Regions from separate parts of the Homo sapiens genome. Here regions 1, 3, 4 and 5 are each linked to region 2. A link is a contact called in ENCODE Hi-C or POLR2A ChIA-PET data. All regions are on one chromosome and are shown on one strand. Each heading gives the region's core, a stretch centred on a gene start or an enhancer-like site at or near the end of the contact. The rest is flanking DNA. Distances are from core to core; before and after follow the strand shown.

Region 1 (3,788 bases), core at 1,153-3,652, 210 kb before region 2:
TTCTCCCAGCTCAGCCTCTCAAGTTCTCAAGTAGCTAAGACTACAGGCATGCACCAACATGCCCAGCTAATTTTTTTTTTTTTAATTTTGTAGAGACGGGATGTCACTATGTTGCCCTGGCTGGTCTTGAACTCCTGGGCTCAAGCAATCCTCCTACCTCAGCCTCCTGAGTAGCAAGCATAAGCCACCATGCCTGGCCTATTAAATTTTTGTTAAGAAGTCATAACCAGCTTTGGCCGGGCGTGGTGGCTCATACCTGTAATCCCAGCACTTTGGGAGGCCGAGGCAGGCAGACCATGAGGTCAGGAGTTCAAGACCAGCCTGACCAACATGGTGAAACCCTGTCTCTACTAAAAATACAAAAATTAGCCAGGCATGGTGGCACACACCTGTAATCCCAAATACTCAGGAGGCTGAGGCAGGAGAATCACTTGAACCCAGGAGGCGGAGGTTGCAGTGAGCCGAGATCGTACCACTGCACTCTAGCCTGGGCGACAGAGCGAGACTCCATCTCAAAAAAAAAAAAAAAAGAAGTCATAACCAGCTTCAATTGATTTTAGAAACATCACAGGCTCTTCCTAAGTTGCTGGTTCCTGTGATATATCTGAGGGAAAAACATACATGCCACTTATTAACAAGTTTAAGAAATAAAGGAGGGGAGAAAAAACTATTATATGACTTACCTGTTGCTTCAAAAGTCAATTTTATAGAATCCCAAGGTGTCTGTTCTTTGGATATGAGTCGGAAATGAGGAGGATTTCTTGGAGAAACTTCTGGGGCAGGAAGATACCAGTTTTTCCTATTTAGAAAGGAAGCTTCAGTTTTAGGGTGCTTTATTATTTGATGGCTATCTGTAACTCACAGAACTGTTCAGCATATATGAACACATTTTTGGGTATGAAAATAAACTGACAGACATGATAAGCAATGCCAACTCCAACAAATTTAGGTTATTTTGTAATAAAACCTTCCCAATGTTAAGAACAAAGGAGTAACCTAGGTGATCTTGATTCCACCACCCATCCTATTTCTTCTCATCCAGTCCTTCACTGCCAAGCTATAAAATCTTCCCAGAGAAAACAATTTTTTTTTTTCTTTGAGAGACAGAGTTTTGCTGTTGTTGCCCAGGCTGGAGTGAAATGGCGCGATATCGGCTCACCGCAACCTCCACCTCCCGGGTTCAAGCAATTCCCCTGCCTCAGCCTCCCGAGTACCTGGGATTACAGGCATGCACCACCATGCCCGGCTAATTTTATATTTTTAGTAGAGACACGGTTTCTCCAGGTTTGTCAGGCTGGTCTCGAACTCCCGACCTCAGGTGATCCACCCGCCTCGGCCTCCCAAAGTGCTGGGATTACAGGCATGAGCCACCGTGCCCGGCCACAATTTTTGAGATAGATGCTTATTGGCTATTATATTAGTTAGAAGGGCCACCTTTTCTAACCACTCAGGTTTCTAGAGAAAAGATTTTTAAAATTTGAAAAAACAAAACTACTCTTCTGAGTGCTTTATTCCACTAAAAAAAAAAAAAAAGTTTCATAATGATAGAAAAAATAGTACAAACACCACTGAACTTGTATATTAAAGGATGGCAGTTTAAATGATAAGAGTACTGATATGGTGACAAGACTTGAGAACAAACTAACCTTAAGCAGAAAAATAATGAACCAACCTGATCAGAAAGTGCACTGGAAGATACCAAGGAAAACCACAAAGAGGTGCATTCTCCTCACAGTGAGCTCGGATACTATCATTGATCTCAGGAATGTGAGGGGTTATGTGAGAAATTCCAGTATAATCAAACCCATTGATCCATATTCCAGAGTCCCGTTTAACTGCATTTCCTTCCAAGTCATGGAATGTTCTAGTCATATGCTGAAAAAAAAAGACTAGTGAAAAAACTGTTTCAACTAGTACACCCACATTCCCACCCCAGATTACAAAAATGGAGTATGACAATACCAAGAAATGATGTGGATATGGAGCAAGTGAATAAGACACTGAGAGTTTCTAAGGTACTGCTAGCGTTCTTTATTTTAAACTGGAAAATAGATATATAGATTATTGTTTTATTGTATCTTCCAAATATATTTAGGATTCCTATAAAATGTTTTTGAAACTTACTATTTCAGACTTAAAAGACGTTAATGTTAGAGCTGCTTTTAGATAAGGATTTAAAACAAATACATCCTAAGCACATATATACATACACACTCATTTCCCTATTAGTGTTTTATGAAGCTAATTCATGTGCAGAGAAAAGTGGGAATTGCAGCTCACCACTAGATGACAGCCTTGTGCCTAACAGAATTCTATGAAAAGGCACCGTGCTCCATTTGAAATAACTTTATTCACGGCAGAAACCAGCCTGAAGAATACCAATCAGGAAAAAAACAAACAAAAAAAAACACTGCATAGGGCAGGAGCCGGCAAACTGCAGCCAACAGGGCAAACTGTCCACTGACTGTTTTTATATACGAACCATTATTTGAACATGGCCACACTCATTTGTTTGGGTATACTCTGTTGCTGCTTTCGCTCTGTTTCACTGCAACAGACTGTATTGCTGACAAAGCCCAAAATATTATCTTGTCCTTTACAGGAAAAGTTTGCCAACTTCTGGCACAGTGGAAGAGAACCCCCAAACAAATCAGAAAATGACTTTTTAAAAATAAAAATCCTGCTTTTCCTAAGTATTACTGACATAATTATAAAACTTAATACATCATGAAAAACACACTGAACCTCCTAAAAAAAAATCCGTTCTTCACTAAAGGTTTTACAAATTGTAAAATCTCACATAAAATTTATCACAGTGTCCTTCAGGACTATAACAAGGAATTGTTATTTGGCCCCTTTTCAAAACCTCCTAAGTGTTTTTAATTTTTTAAGTCCTTGAATAATTATCTAGGTATAATTCCTCTGGCATTTCTGTTTGGCTAGATTAGGTTAGATGTGACTCTTGCCCTTAAGGGTATATGTTATCTTGAAGCAGGATCTTTCACTTACAGAGTATAAAATACAAATAAGAATTATGCAAAATATACAATATGTTAGTATGTGTTCACAAACATGAGAAAGGGATGGGTATAAGGCATAAGATAATTTGTGTAGTATGAGAACTTTTAAAAACAATTTAGAAAAACTAACAATTTAGCCATCTCTAACAGAGATGACTAGAATTGAGGCTTACTGCTTTATAGTACCAGGTCTAAAAAATTTGAAGAAAAAGTTGAGATCTAAAATAAGTCCTCAAACTGGCCAGGTGTGGTGGCTCACACCTGTAATCCCAAGCACTTTGGGAGGCCGAGGTGGGTGGATCACCTGAGGTCAGGAATTCAAGAACAGCCTGGCCAACGTAGTGAAACCCTGTCTCCACTAAAAATACAAAAATTAGCCAGGCGTGGTGGCGAGCGCCTGTAATACCAGCTACTTGGGAGTCTGAGGCAGGAGAATCACTTGAACCGAGGGGGCAGAGGTTGCAGTGAGCCAAGATCGTTCCACTGCACTCCAGCCTGGGCAACAGACCAAGACTCCATTTTAAAAAAAGAGAAAAGAAAGTAAGTCCTAAAACTCACTTTATTAAACCCTTTCTAAGTTATAGTTTCACTATCACATATCACTTTGAATGTTACTTAAGATTAATTTTACTAGCACTTCTAAACATCAATTTTATTTTGCCAGTTGACAGTTTAGATTTTACTCAGCCTGTATACATTTTTACAATCTATATTTCTAAAAACTCATTATTCCATAATAAATATTTGCTCCTGTTTTTCCAAATAGAT
Region 2 (3,589 bases), core at 726-3,225:
ATATATGGGTGGCGGATACCAAGAGCACAGTATCATCTGACTTGCCTATGATTTCTGGTAGAATAAACATAAATGTATAAACTTTAAAAAATGTGTGTTGATGCATTCCCTATTATTGCAAAAATTGGGTGTCCTCAGATGAAACGGAGAGAAAAGATCAGTAGTATGCAAAAGTAACCATTAACCATTTAGTAACACTCCATAAATCTTCGATGACCGACATGGGTAGTAAATGATAAAATTATTTTTTAATGGTTTAAGACACCTTTTTACATAAGCCAAAATTATTTTTCTAGAGATATTTCATCCTAAACGCTGTTTTAAATGTCATGCTAAAACTGTCTAAAAGTTGCAGGTCCAACTTCCATCCCACAAAAACTGTTCCTCTGCCTACACGTGCAATTCTTCCTACGGGACCCATTCCATTTTACATCTGCAAACTATACCCAGCTCTTCAGCGCTGCAGACTCGGGTTTCCTTCTCAGTCTACGCGCAAGCCGGGTTCGGCCCACACCCACCACACCCCTCCGGTCCCCGCCCAGCGCCGCTCCTCCTCCCGGGCTTCTCCAGCACCGACTCAGCACCTATCAGCGCCGCCCCCAGGCCCCTGGCCCAGCCCATCCTCGGGCACGTGTGAGTGTGTGTTTGTGTCAGTCTGTCAGTCCCACCGGGGACCGGGCTCGCTTACCGAGAGAGAAGCGCTAACTTCTGCTCCAGCATCATCTCCAGCTTCTGGCCCTGTTTGGAGATCCAGTGGTCCACTCCGTGCAGGCGGTAGCACGTCTCCAGCATCAACCTGAAGTCCGCCACGAACTCGGTGATGCCCCCGTACTGGCCGCTGGCGAACTTCTCTTCCATCTGCAGCAGACACATGCCCTGTCCGGGCTGCTGCGGGAAGGCGCGACCGCCCCGGCCCCCGCTGCGCGGCCCTTCCGCCACCTCCTCCTCCGCGGTGGCAACGCCCCCCAAGGGCTGCAGAAAGGGGGCGGTGAGGCCCCGGTGCTTCTCCTGCAGGAACTCGCCCAGGATGCGGTAGCCCTGCTGTAGCTCGTAGGTCAGCTCCTGCTCCTTGCAGCAACCGCCTCCGATCACCATCGCCTCCATCTCTTCCTCCTGATCGTCCGCGTCCTCCAGCGAGGAGGCACTCCTTCCGTGGGCCGGCCCTGAGGTCTGGGCCGCCGCTGCCACCTCCTCCTCGTCGTCCTCTCCTTCGGCCGCCGGTGGCGGCCGCTCTTCCTCCCCAGCCGGCTCCATCGCTCCCGGCGTCCCGGGCACACTCATGCCCCGGCAGGCCTAGGCTGGGCGGTGTGGAACAGCCGCTCGAGGTGCTGGGGGACGCGTGAGCGCGAGCCGCTTCCTCACGGCTCGGCCGCGGCGCGTAGCCCCCGCCACATCGGGCCTGGCTCTCCTCAGCCGCCGGCTCGGCTCGGTGCGCGCGGGGGTCTTGAGCTCACCGCCGGCGGGGCGGGGTTACATGGCGCGCGAGGAGGGGGGAGAGAAGAGGAGAGCCTAGGTGCCCTCCTCTCCCCTCCCCCCCGGCGGCGGCGCGCGCACGGCCCTCGCCGGCCTCACCCCTCCGCACCCCGCCCGCCTGCTCTTCACCGGCCAGGCCCTGCCGGGTCGCCGCGGCCTCGGCGCCCCACCCCCTCCCGGGCCAGCGGGGGGCTGGGAGGGGGCGAGGAGGAAGGGGGTTCTCCTCTCCCCTCCCCGGAGGGGGCCGCAGCGGCGGCTCCGGCTCCTCCTCTCCCTCACACCCCCTCCCGCCCCCCTCTACCTGCGGGGGACACGGGCAGAAGGAGGCGGTGCACGGACGGGGCCCGGCGACAACTGTCAGTTAGAAGCCCCGCTGGGCGGTGAGGGGGGAGAAAGGGGAGGGGCAGGGAGAGAAGGGGGAGGGCACTCAGCCCCCCGGCTGGGAAGAGCTGTGGAGAGAAGCAAAGAAAGAGGCCCTGTCGCCATCCCCGGTGCGCATGCGTAGTAGAACAATTCCCCCCTCCCCCCCCGCCACCATCGTGCCCCGCCCCGCTACGCAAAAGGAAGAGCTTCGGCTCAGCTACAGGCCCAGAAGCCTGCTAGGGTTGCGCGGACCAATGATGTAATCAATCGTAGGCCAATCGAACATGTTGATGGAGGGGGAAGCAAGGCGCCTGCGCAGCTTAATTCGCTACCGCCTGGGAAGGTGGCCAAAAGGCTTTTTTTAAAGCAAGTGCTTCAAGAGGAAACTTCTTTTGCAAGACCCGTGTTAGCCCCCCAAACTAAAATTAAAGTTGCTAGATAACCTTTGTTAATGGCAAATGAATAGTGAGAAAGCGCAAAATGTAAATCTTCTCTACTATAAAATTTACATTCTGTTCCCACCCTTTCTCCCTTGTGACTGCGGGTCTTCTATATATAACCAGAATTTTGAGAAGTTTAGAAAGAAAGTTTAAGGACTCGACCATACGTTCACATGCAGAAGAAAAGGAAGTGATTTTTAGAACCCCAGCTCTTAACATCAATTCATATTTTGGAACTAATTCCATGTTTTCAGTTACAAATTTCCACCCTCCCGATTCTTGAGATCTGTTAAGAATAAAGAGAATGGAACCTCATTTAAACAAATTCTTGGGACTGAAAACAGTCAAAATAGTTCATGTCTGAGTTGTACAGCATTAAACAGTTGTTTGCATGGGCTGATAATCTCACTACATTTTACAATTACTGTTTAATGACTAAAAAGTGGACTCATCATTCACATTGGTTTACATGTTACTTAAAATTAGTTGGGAGGTAGGAATTCATGGTTCCATAAAGCAAATACTACTATTTCCTCATGTTCTATTTGAAAGACGCACATATTATTTTTTCTAGGTACACAGAACCCTCGTTAAAACCTAGAATTACCTAAACACAAAAACAAAATTACAGAAATCATGCATTTTAAAAGTAAAATGTGTATAACTAAATGATTAGGATACTCTGACTCTTGCAATTGTTTACTTCTCATTAATGTGAACTTTAAAGCAGTGATAAAATTTTTTTTTAACCTCAAAGCTGTTTTTGTCCAGTAAGTTAAGTATCACTCTTAAGTAAAATAGTGAAGCGGGAACGCTCTGTTAGGGTATTCACACTGTCCTCCACACATACCTTTTATCTAGTATTCGAGGTCTCCTCTCATCAGACATTTGTAATATATAACGCATTTACAGGGTTCTCTCCCCTCAGAGAAGAGTCTGTGGACTCTGAAGAGTCCACAGAACCTCAGCTCACAGAAAGAAAAATGCAGGGATCAGTCTTACTTCAGCACCTGGCAACCAAAACGTGTGTCTGACTAGACATTCCTCCTTTCTTTCGACAAAGCCCAGGAATCTGAAGCCCAACGTACCCAAGCAAACATCCTCTACTCCTCTTTAGTCATCAGCTCTATTTCATGACTCTTGGACAATATTAGCTTACATTATTGAACCCTGTGCCACTAAGCACTTTATATTCATTGTCTCCTTTAATCTCACAACAAGCCTATCAGCTAGGTATTAACCTTATTTTTCAGATGAGGAAACTGCCTCTTAGTTTAAGAAAGTTGTTAAACAAAGTTAAAATCTAGGTCTGT
Region 3 (3,827 bases), core at 833-3,332, 190 kb before region 2:
ATCATTAATTATCTTAAAACTTAGGATAATAGTTCCTCTTAGATGGGAGGGAGTTGTATTTGAGAAGAGAGGTTAAAAAAAATGCCTAGGCAGGCAAGGCAATCCACCCTCTTCCATGAGACAGAGTTAAAAAGATTTTCACCTTACAATAATTAAGTTTTCAACTTTATAATTAAATGCTATATTTGATCCTGGGTAGGAACCCAGATTTTTTTTTAAATGGTTAGGACATTAATGGAACAACTGGAAAAATCTGAATATGCATTATTATAGTTTAATATTAATATTTCTTGAGTGTGATCAATGTTCTGTTACAGAAGAGCATGTCCCTGTTTATCTGAGATGATCATCCTGAGATTATCAATTGACATGATTTTTCTCTTTATTCTGATAATGTAGTGAATTACACAGATTGATTTTCAAATATTATACCATCCTGTTGATCAACTTGGTTGGAAAGTATTATCTTTTGTATATATAAATATTCCTGGATTCAGTTTGCTAATACTTAATTTAGGACTTTTGCATCTAAAGTTGGTATTACCTACCCAAAATATCTACCAAAGCTGAACATATACACATCTTATGACCCAGCGATTCCACTCAGAAATGTGCATACACATACATGTGTACCAAAAGACATTTACGAGAATGTTCACAGCAGCACCATTCATAGCAAAAACCTGGAAACAACATAACAGCACCAACGGAATGGATCAATTGTTGTAGAATTGACTAGTGTTCGGCAAGAAAAAAGAATGAACTACAGATGAGGAAGTGAAGCTCGGAGTGGTCACATGACCTGTCCAAGGTTCCACGTGTAGAATGTGCTATAGCTAAAGTTTTGAGGTTTGACCTTAGATCATCTAACTACAGAGCCTATGCTTTTTTTTTTTTTTTTTGGTGACAGAGTCTCGCTCTGTCTCCCAGGCTGGAGTACAGCACCTCAATCTTGGCTCACTGCAAGCTCTGCCTCCCGGGTTCACACCATTCTCCTGCCTCAGCCTCCCAAGTAGCTGGGACTACAGGCGCCTGCCAATATGCCCGGGTAATTTTTTGTATTTTTAGTAGAGATGGGGTTTCACCATGTTATCCAGGAAGGTCTCGATCTCCTGACCTCGTGATCCGCCTGCCTCGGCCTCCCAAAGTGCTGGGATTACAGGCATGAGCCACCGTGCCCAGCCTTTTTTTTGAGACAGAGTCTCTCGCTCTGTCGTCCAGGCTGGAATGCAATGGCATGATCTCGGCTCACTGTGACCTCTGCCTCCCGGGTTCAAGCGATTCTCCTGCCTCAGCCTCCCAAGTAGCTGGGATTACAAGCGCCCGCCACCATGCCTGGCTAATTTTTGTACTTTTAGTAGAGACAGGGTTTCACAATGTTGGCCAGGCTGGTCTCGAACTCCTGACCTCAGGTGATCCGCCCGCCTTGGCCTCCCAAAGTGCTGGGATTACAGGCGTAAGCCACCACACCCGGCCAGAGCCTATGCTCTTAATCAGTACCCTATCCTACCTCCACGCAAAACCTTTTAGTTATCTTACAGAGTAAGGTGGCAGGCAGATACAGAAACATTTTCAATTGACATTCTTTCTCCTGCCATCATCTAAATCCTATGATGCTTCCAGCTTCTTGTGTGTTCATTTCTCAAGAATGAGCCTCATCTTTCTTAATGCAAAGAGTATGGGCATGCGTAACGTTCAGAGGAGGTAGGCCTCAGTGCCAAGAATAGTAAGTCAAAGTTCTCTAGAAGTCCAGGGAAAACAGACCCAGCTCAGCAGACCCACAGCATCCTTCCACTGCTTTACTTCCTTCAATCTCTAGTTACGGCATCAATACACAAAAGGAAAAAAAAAAAGGAGGAACTAATAAAAGAGACTAAGAGTGGTAAATATTATGATGGAAGCCAAGTAACATGAGGCCTGAAAACTGACTGAATTTGCCAATGTGACCTTTACAAGAATAGTCGTGGTGAAGTGGGGAGGCTAAAGCTGACTAGAATTGTTCAAGAATAGATCACATGGTGGATCTATCGATTTTGGTGGATCTCGGTATATCAAGGTGGATCACTTGAGCCCAGGAGCTGGAGAACTGTGAGCCATGATTGCATCACTGCATTCCAGCCTAGATGACAAAGCAAGATCCTATCTCAAAAAAAAAAAAAAGCAGTTATTCAAGACTATGACTACAGACCATTCTTTTGAGGAATTCTGCAGTAGAGGGTCAGAGGAATAAGACTAGCTAGCAGGTTGTGATAAAAGTGGTTTTCTTTAAAATGGAGGAAAAGGTATGTCTGCATGCAAATGGAAATGATCCTATAGAGAGAGAAAAATTAATGATGGAAGAAAGAAAAAAATTATCATGACCAGTCTCCTACTCATACACTAAAGGTATTTCCAATTTTCTACTCTTAAGAGAAAACCAAGACTGGACATGATGCCTCATGCCTTTAATCCCAGCACTTTGGGAGGCCAAGGAAGGAAGACTGCTTAAGTCCAGAAGTTTGAGACCAGCCTGGGCAACACAGTGAGACCCTGTCTCTACAAAAAGTAAAAAACTGGCTGGGCATGGTGGCACGTGCCTGTCATCCCAGCTACTCAGGAGGCTGAAGCAGGCAGATCACTTGAGCCCAGGAGCTGGAAACCAGTGAGCCATGACTGCTCCACCACATTCCAGCCTGGGCAACAAAGCAAGATCCTATCTCAAAAAAAAAAAAAGAAAAGAAAAGAAAACCCAAGATGACTTAGATTTATGTCAACTATTTCTGCAGGTTAAATTCCCAGAAATGGGTCTGCTGAACTGAAGAGCCTGCACATTTAAAAAAGTAATACATGTTGCCAAAATGCACATCTACATTCTCACTAACAGTGTATGAAAATGACTGCTTATACTCATCAGCACTGGGCATTATCATTTTACTAACTTTTTGCTGATCAAGTATTTTAAAAATCCTTACTGTTATATGTATTTGCATTTATTCTCAAATAAAACTGTTTAATTTGGCAGTTTCTTAAAAAGCTATGCATAAATTTACTATACATCCCAGGAATTCCATTCCTAGGTATCTAAAAGAAATGAAAATATACGTTTACACAAAGACTTACACATGAATGTTTACTCCAGCATTATCATAAAAGTCTAAAAGTGGAAACAATCCAAATATCCATCGATGGATGAATGGATAAACGAAACATAATACATCCATACAATGGGTTAGTCAGCCATTAAAAAAAAATGAAGTACTAATACATGCGACAATGTGGATGAACCTTGTGAAAGCTGTCAGAATCAAAACAGACTCACTTGCGTTAAAAACTCCGATAACGGAGCCAGGGAAGGCCATGAAGGGAGGGTTCTCATGCACAAATGCCTGATAACAAGAATTATCACAAAAGACTCTTCAAAAACCACAACCTTGCATAAAGGCCATTGCAACCTCATATCAAACAAAAAACTTCAGCAAGGACATCAGCCCAGCAACTGCCTGTCCAATCTCAGACTGGTGCCACCCTTGTTATTGATCCTTGTAGCCAAGGATAATTATCCCTAAAAAATTATGTAATCCTCTTCATTTTTCCTATAAAAACTTTTGTCTTCCTTTACTGCCCTGGTTTACTATGGCACATAGTTTCACAGTTTACTATGGCACATGTATTCCTACTGCAACACCCATTACTAAATACCATCTTCTTTGAGAGTCTCCCTCTGTTATTTAGATTAACAATCTGAAATACATTACACTAAGTAAAAAAACCCAAACGCAAACAATCACGTGTTGTATGATTACATTTATATGAAATGTCTACAGCAGGAAAATCTATAGAGACACAAA
Region 4 (3,376 bases), core at 139-2,638, 240 kb before region 2:
CTGTCCTCCTGTTGTACTAGCCCAGTCTGTTGAAAATGTCTGGACAACGTGTCGAGCAAATAAACAGAAACGTCACCTTCTGGAGGCCCTCTGGCTGAGCTGTGGTGGTGCAGGGATGAAAGTTTGGCTCCCTCTCTTCCCTAGGGATCACCGCAAGCCCCATTCCTTCTTGTCCCAGCGGATCATGCTGCCTTTCCACATCAACATTTACCCGCTAGCTGTTCTGTTTGAAGATGCTTTAGTCCTTGGTGCTGTCAATGACACTTTGCTCTATGATTCTTTATATACTCGGAACAATGCTAGAGAACAGCTGGAGGTGCTCTTCCCTTTCTGTGTTGTGGAGAGAACCTCTCAGATCTACCTCCACCACATTCTACGTCAACTTCTGGTCAGAAACCTTGGGGAGCAAGCCTTGCTCTTGGCCCAGTCCTGTGCCACATTACCTTACTTCCCTCATGTGCTGGAGCTCATGCTCCATGAAGTACTGGAAGAAGAAGCTACCTCACGGGAGCCCATTCCCGACCCTCTGCTTCCCACTGTGGCAAAATTTATCACTGAGTTCCCCCTCTTCCTGCAGACAGTTGTCCATTGTGCCAGGAAGACCGAATATGCCCTGTGGAATTACCTTTTTGCAGCTGTTGGAAACCCTAAGGACTTGTTTGAGGAGTGTTTGATGGCTCAGGATTTGGACACAGCTGCCTCTTACCTTATTATCTTACAGGTAACAATTCTCTTCTTATAAAGGGGCAAGAATTAATGAGCTTAAACTTAGAAAAATAGAAATGTCCTGTTTTGACACCATGATTGTGTTTAAGGAATTCATAGTCAAATTTTCTGTTTATATCTTTAATTTGGAAGAATTCAGACAGATTCCTTTGAATATCATAAAGTAACATTGCAGAGATATTTTTTCCATTGTCCATAAATAGGCCTAAAACAGATTAATGAGTTCAGAGTAGTGTTTTGAAATTTTAATATATTGAAGAAATTTAATATGTATATTAGAATACATGTAATAGGAACATGGAAGAAATATTACATAAGATTATTGAAATATTACATAAGAAACATAGCAAAGAAAGTATTATTTGAGATATTAGTGAGTTTGAGCTTCTCACAACAGTAGATTTGTTTCCTTTCAGTGTGGGTTACTGAGGGGACACTTATTAGAGCATGGTCATAACAGAGCACCTTGAGCTAGTCTTCCCCAAAGCAAGCTGAGAAGGCTCAGGCCTGCCACAGCAAAGACCCTCATAGCACACAGTTTTTCTCAAAATAATGGCTTCTTTGCAACTCCTGAAAATTTATTTCATTAGCTATTTGACAAAAGGGCTTGACAGTTGGTTATTTGATAGGCTACACTTAAAGATTCTTTCCAGTTACTGCAAAGTTGTTTCCATTGATGTAAGAAGCTAACCATAAACCTGGTTTCAATCTCTGCCTGAAGCAGATTTCCTGTCAGCTTCTTTGCTTCATGACAATGAACTGAAACCAGAGGAGACACTCAAGCAGAGGCCAGGTGGCCTTGAAGTATGATTCCATGGCTAACCCTAAAGAAAAAGACATAGGGTTTTAAAAATAGAATCAAAATAAATGCAGCTGTTTTTTGGTTCCGGGTCACTCCCTGCAACTTCACTGTATCTCCCTGACAATGTAATTTTTTTCTGCAACAGAATTCCTAAGTTGCTATGGATTGGCAGATAATAATTACAATTACAGTTGTCTATTAGGCACCTTTCCATAAAGACCAAGATAGGCAGGTTAAATTTGTGAAAGAAAAATGGAGGATTCTGAATGTGCAGCAGAACTTTACTACTTGCTATTGCCCAAAGCAAAGATTCTAGTCACATCCTCAGAAAACTCTGCAACAGGAGACAGACCTGACCTATTTTGGAGTCAGGCAAACCTCCCTTTTTTTTCTTCCTTTTCTGCTGATCTTCAACAATTTACTTAACTCAGTTTCCTCACTTGTAAAATACAAATGATATGCCTATCTGCAGAGTCACTGGGAGAAATAAATGAAATGACTTAAAGTATATGTATGCTATCTGGCATGTAGTAGGAGTTTAATAAATTATAGTTTACATACACCAGAAGAGTACTTGCCTCGCTTTTCCTTGTATGGTACTTTTTAATCTTATTATTAAACTAACCCCTGTGGTGGTGTGGCTACATTCTTTGAGTTTAGAAAACGAGATAAAGAATTGCTCATATCTTCCCAAATTGTGTAGTATAAAAAGAATGCTGTCCTGGTTGTTTTTTGTAGAATATGGAAGTCCCTGCAGTAAGTAGGCAACATGCTACCCTTCTATTCAACACAGCACTAGAACAAGGCAAGTGGGACCTTTGTCGACACATGATTCGATTTCTTAAAGCCATTGGCTCTGGAGAATCTGAGACACCTCCATCCACACCCACAGCTCAGGTTAGTTGCAAAAGTTACACATCTTCTCTAGGCCATACACCCACGTAGCATCTTTCTCTAATGGTACTGCATATGGTGTGTAATCCTAGGAACCCAGTTCAAGTGGTGGATTTGAGTTCTTCAGGAATCGAAGCATCAGTTTATCCCAGTCAGCTGAAAATGTTCCTGCCAGTAAATTCAGTTTACAGAAAACACTAAGTATGCCATCTGGTCCCTCTGGAAAAAGGTAAAATAATAAAGAGCCATTACTGCTTTTTGGGCATTCATGACACATTGCATTTCAAGACATTTACAAAATTAGGTCTTAATGGAAACAACTATTTAATCCAATTGCAGTTTCTTTTTCCATTCCCAAAAAGCAGAGGCCACACAGAAGGCTTCCCTTTTTCCTTCCTCCCAAGTTCACTTCAGCACCCTCTGAATAGTTTCTGCCCCTTTTTCTGGAATAGATCTTCATGTACCTGTTCTGAATGTAACAAACTTGTTTAAGACAGAGTCTCACTCTGTCACCCAGGCTGGAATGCAGTGGCACCATCTCAGCTCACTGCAACCTCCGCCTTACAGGTTCAAGCGATTATCCTGCCTCAGCCACCCAAGTAGCTGGGATTACAGGCATATGCCACCACACTCGGCTAATTTTCATATTTTTAGTAGAGACGGGGTTTCAACATGTTGCCCAGGCTAGTCTCGAACTCCTGGCCTCAAGGATCCACCTGCCTCTGCTTCCCAAAGGGCCGGGATTACAAGCGTGAGCCACCCTACCTGGCCAAATGCTACAAACTTTTTTTTCCCATAAGTTACTGGGGTCCAGGTGGTATTTGGTTACATTAATAAGTTATTTAGTGGTGATTTGTGAGATTTTGGTGCACCCATCACCCAAGCAGTATACACTGCACCATATTTGTTGTCTTTTATCCCTCACCCCCTCCCAGCCTTTCCCCCAAGTCCCCA
Region 5 (3,681 bases), core at 684-3,183, 180 kb after region 2:
TTCCAGGTGCCGTCTGTCACCCCTTTCTCTGACTAGGAAAGGGAACTCCCTGATCCTCTGCGCTTCCGAGTGAGGCAATGCCTCGCCCTGCTTCCGCTGGCGCACGGTGCGCGCACCCACTGACCTGCGCCCACTGTCTGGCACTCCCTAGTGAGATGAACCCGCTACCTCAGATGGAAATGCAGAAATCACCCGTCTTCTGCGTTGCTCACGCTGGGAGCTGGAGACCGGAGCTGTTCCTATTCGGCCATCTTGGCTCCTCTCAGGTGAATTTTGATCTACCATTAAAACAAGGTGCCAGGACCGGATGTTTCGTAACAGTGCTCTCTCTAACTCTTAAATAACAGATAGTTCTAATCCTATTTAAGCTCCTTCATTTATTTTATGAAGTCAGCATAATCCTAATTCCAAAGCCAGATGGAGAATATAAAAATGTAAAACTCTTACAAATGAATCTAGATACAAAAATTCTAAATAAATTATTAGTAAACAAAATCTAGCCTCTAATAAAATGAATATTACCAAGTTGTGTATATTTTAGGAATGCAAATGTATGATCTAAAATCAATCACTTATCACTCATTACAACAGCAAATTAAGGAAGATAAACTACATAATCATATCAACACTTGCTGAAAAGGTGTTGATAAAATTCATCCATCTCCCCTAATAAAACCTCAACATAACATAGAAATAGAAGGAAATCGATGAAAAAAAATGAATGGCAAGTACATGAAATATAATAAGCTCTCATTCATTTAATATATACTTAAGTAGTTCCTAGTACCAGGCACACTCTGGTGATACAACAGTGAACATGATAGATACAATCTGTGCTCTGCAAGGCTTACAGTACAGTGGGAGTGACTGGAAATTTATTGGAGGCTTTGATGTGGAAGAAGGATATGGAAATCCATGAGAAAACACTATGCTTAGTCAGGGCCATGTGACAATAGAATTTCTGCAGACAGTGACAATTAAATTGAGATCTGAAAAGTGAGAAAGATGTATACAGATTAAAGAGAGGTTGGTTGGAGAAAATATTTCTGGGATAGAGAATAACCCTTACAAAGGCCTGGATAGGAGAGAACGAAAGTAAGTTGAGTATGGCGAAAGTACAGAGCAAGAGCTCAGGATGAAGTGTGTAATACAAACTGCGAAGAAAGGCTCAGCCCAGATCAGGAAGGCTTTGGAAGCCAAATTTAGGAGCTTGGACTTTACCCTACATGCAATGTGAAGACATGGCTGGGTGTTAAGTAGAAGAGTTGCACTGGTTCTTTTGTTTCCCATACCTCCAGATCCATTCTCTGCCCTGGAAATCAGATCCCCATAGGGTCTGTCACCCACTCTCCCTTGCCTACTGGCTTCCAGATGGGTTCAGCCAATGCGGTGCCTTTTCCCTGGGTCCCCTTGCTTCAGTGCTACACCCGATAGTAAATGTATCCCTCCTTGAACACAGGTCCTGCCAGGCAGCCCTTTTGTGGCTCCAGCTTTCACTGAGTAACTATTTCTTGTCTCTTCAGACCTACAGATAAATATGGCTTCCCCTGTTTCTAGTCTCTTTCATTCTGCCCACACCTCTGTAAGTAGCCCTTTCATCAAAGCTTTTCATTTGAACCATCTGAATTAAAGTCTATTTCCTTTTGGGACCCTGACTGATACAGGCATGATTAGGTCAGATTTGTGTTTTATAACAATCCCTCTGGCTGCTTTATGGAAAACAGATTGGAAGATGGCAAAGACCGGCTCCAAGGAGACCATTAAGGAGGCTGCTGTAATTCTGGAGGTAAGAGAGGATGGTGGCCTGGGCTCAGGTAGCAGAACTGGGGTTCAGGAGTGAGGAGTTTAACTCCTGGCCAAAACCGTATGTGTGATATTTCAGGCCCAGCCACAGGCAATTGCAAAGGCTTTGCCTGGAAGGCCTCATAGGAAAAGCTGCCCTTCCCACACCAGACTTGGTACAGAGCCAATGCATTGCAGTGTCTGAGGAGAGTTGCAGTCAAAGATTCAGGCCTCCTGGCCAGCTATGCTCTTATACATATCTGCATTCATGGCCCAGGCACCTCCATTTGGAAGTCTTCTTCTTTTCAGGGAAGCTTGAAGACACTTTACCCACTCTGACTCAGTACTCGATATTTTCTACTTGCAGCCCTCCCATTCTTCCTCACTTCTGGCTCCAGGGTCCATAAAACTGCAGGTGCCTTTTGGTTGGAGATCCCTAAACAGTGAGTTGACTCCACCAACACACTGTTCCACTGGGGGAAATGAAACAAAGGGGAGTCAAGGTTTGACTGTTACTTTCATTTTGGCTATTTTTAATCAGCTACTCTAACGCCTGAAAGCTTAGCTGAGTGGCTGATGGAAAGAAGCATGTAGATTCCAGAGATATTTGGACGATAGAGTTGACAGGATTTGGCCATTTATTAGATTGGGGGATGGGGTAGGATAGAGAACAGTGAGGGAAAATAAAAAGCCAAGGAAACTGCATAGGTGATTTGGGCAATAGAGTGGATGGTGGTGCCATTCACTGGACCATGAAACAAGGAACAGGAGCTGAGTGGCAGGAAAATACTTTCATCTGGGGCATGACACTTCAGAGAAGCCTGTGGGTCATCCAAGGCAGATATTCAGAAAACAGCTGGATATGTAAAAAGGAATTTAGCGGAGAGGTCTGAATTGTTATGTAGATTTGAGAATCATTCATTAATAAATGGTAAGTATAGATATTGGCATGAATAAAATGAAGCTGGGAGAATACATAGAATGAGAAGAAAAGATGGCCTGAAACTGAGGCTCACCATGGTCTCTTTTTAGACTTGTCCTCTTTTGGTTCTCTAGATAATTCTCCAATGATATGTTTTTCTATGACCCTCTCAAAACCTTTCTTAAACTTACTAAATAAAATAGAGACAGCAGGTTATAATGACAGAGCTTGGAACATTATAGATACTCAGTAAATGTGCACAACCTTCCTTTCTAACTCTGTATTTCTCAGGATTGTGTTAAGAATCCTGAGTTAATTAAGGTTCCTGGCTAAAGACAAAGCTATGTCTAAATGAAGGCAGCTGTTATCATACTTGCAGGTGCTATATTTCTTTAAATAATGAGTTTTATATATTTACTGTAAAGGATTCTTTTAGTTCACATATTATTTCTCCTAAACAGCAAAGGATACCACCTTTAAACCAAACCAAACCAAGTCATGCCTCTGAGTGAAGTTGTAGAATAATTTTTTTGAAACTTTAACATTTTAATTTTCTATTAGCAAGCTAAAACAAAGCAGAGGCTAAATTCCATAGTCTCCAGAAATATGGGGATCGCTATATGTAAGTGTATTAGTCCATTTTCATACTGCCCAAGACTGGGTGATTTATAAAGAAAAGAGGTTTAGGAGCCAGGCACGGTGGCTTACACCTGTAATCCCAGCTACTTGGGAGGCTGAAGCAGGGAAATTGCTTGAACCTGGGAGGTGGAGGTTGCAGTGAGCCGAGATGGCGCCACTGTACTCCAGCCTGGGTGGCAGGGCGAGACTCCATCCCCAAAAAAACAAAACAAAACAAAACAAAAACAAAAAGGGAAGGAAGGAAGGGAGGGAGGGAGAAGGTGAAGGGGAAGGGGAAGGGGAAGGGGGAGGAATAAGAAAAAGAAAAAGAGGTTTAATGGAATCACAGTTCAACATGG

The links. A loop is a pair of places that touch in the nucleus more often than their neighbours do. ChIA-PET counts read pairs that join two places held with the same protein, here RNA polymerase II (POLR2A). Pooled maps may share reads with other maps.
Region 1: a loop to region 2 is called in a map of IMR-90, with 6 times the contacts of the local background. The contact joins the enhancer-like site here to the promoter of BRD10 in region 2. A Hi-C loop is called at or near these places in 5 of 168 maps with a recorded cell type or tissue (IMR-90, endothelial cell of umbilical vein, mammary epithelial cell and 2 more) and 12 of 50 pooled maps. POLR2A ChIA-PET finds 5 or more read pairs at or near these places in 5 of 52 experiments (A549, A673, Caco-2 and 2 more).
Region 3: POLR2A ChIA-PET joins it to region 2 with 10 read pairs in MCF 10A. The contact joins the enhancer-like site here to the promoter of BRD10 in region 2. A Hi-C loop is called at or near these places in 1 of 168 maps with a recorded cell type or tissue (posterior cingulate gyrus) and 4 of 50 pooled maps. POLR2A ChIA-PET finds 5 or more read pairs at or near these places in 3 of 52 experiments (A549, AG04450 and MCF 10A).
Region 4: a pooled map shows a loop between it and region 2 (3-fold over the local background). The contact joins the enhancer-like site here to the promoter of BRD10 in region 2. A Hi-C loop is called at or near these places in 6 of 50 pooled maps. POLR2A ChIA-PET finds 5 or more read pairs at or near these places in 3 of 52 experiments (WTC11, activated CD4-positive, alpha-beta T cell and activated naive CD4-positive, alpha-beta T cell).
Region 5: a loop to region 2 is called in a pooled map, with 4 times the contacts of the local background. The contact joins the enhancer-like site here to the promoter of BRD10 in region 2. A Hi-C loop is called at or near these places in 2 of 50 pooled maps. POLR2A ChIA-PET finds 5 or more read pairs at or near these places in 3 of 52 experiments (WTC11, activated CD4-positive, alpha-beta T cell and activated naive CD4-positive, alpha-beta T cell).

What each region holds. Positions count from the first base shown.
Region 1 is chr9:5,797,134-5,800,921 of GRCh38, forward strand. It overlaps ERMP1 (endoplasmic reticulum metallopeptidase 1), which reads right to left. Exons shown (of 15, transcript NM_024896.3): 12 at 1,673-1,875; 13 at 684-799. Among named protein-coding and RNA genes, the nearest start is that of ERMP1, 34 kb to the right of the region's middle. Within about 2 kb of position 2,403, at least 3 of the 41 ENCODE cell types and tissues checked have a DNase peak (open chromatin) inside an H3K27ac peak, as active enhancers do.
Region 2 is chr9:6,006,507-6,010,095 of GRCh38, forward strand. BRD10 (bromodomain containing 10) reads right to left here and starts at 1,976. Exons shown (of 8, transcript NM_001017969.3): 1 at 689-1,976. The coding sequence starts at 1,281. It overlaps MIR4665 (microRNA 4665), which reads left to right and starts at 1,320; the gene lies at 1,320-1,398. RefSeq lists silencers at 444-503, 894-1,053, 1,244-1,473, 1,524-2,043 and enhancers at 644-873, 1,005-1,506, 1,507-2,006.
Region 3 is chr9:5,816,014-5,819,840 of GRCh38, forward strand. The region is part of intron 4 of ERMP1 (endoplasmic reticulum metallopeptidase 1); the gene reads right to left. Among named protein-coding and RNA genes, the nearest start is that of ERMP1, 15 kb to the right of the region's middle. Within about 2 kb of position 2,083, at least 3 of the 41 ENCODE cell types and tissues checked have a DNase peak (open chromatin) inside an H3K27ac peak, as active enhancers do.
Region 4 is chr9:5,763,148-5,766,523 of GRCh38, forward strand. RIC1 (RIC1 partner of RAB6A GEF complex) reads left to right here. Exons shown (of 26, transcript NM_020829.4): 19 at 1-721; 20 at 2,267-2,425; 21 at 2,515-2,651. Among named protein-coding and RNA genes, the nearest start is that of ERMP1, 68 kb to the right of the region's middle. RefSeq lists an enhancer at 1-460. Within about 2 kb of position 1,389, at least 2 of the 41 ENCODE cell types and tissues checked have a DNase peak (open chromatin) inside an H3K27ac peak, as active enhancers do.
Region 5 is chr9:6,182,963-6,186,643 of GRCh38, forward strand. No RefSeq gene overlaps it. Among named protein-coding and RNA genes, the nearest start is that of IL33, 31 kb to the right of the region's middle. RefSeq lists enhancers at 1-4, 5-589, 2,064-2,163. Within about 2 kb of position 1,934, at least 2 of the 41 ENCODE cell types and tissues checked have a DNase peak (open chromatin) inside an H3K27ac peak, as active enhancers do.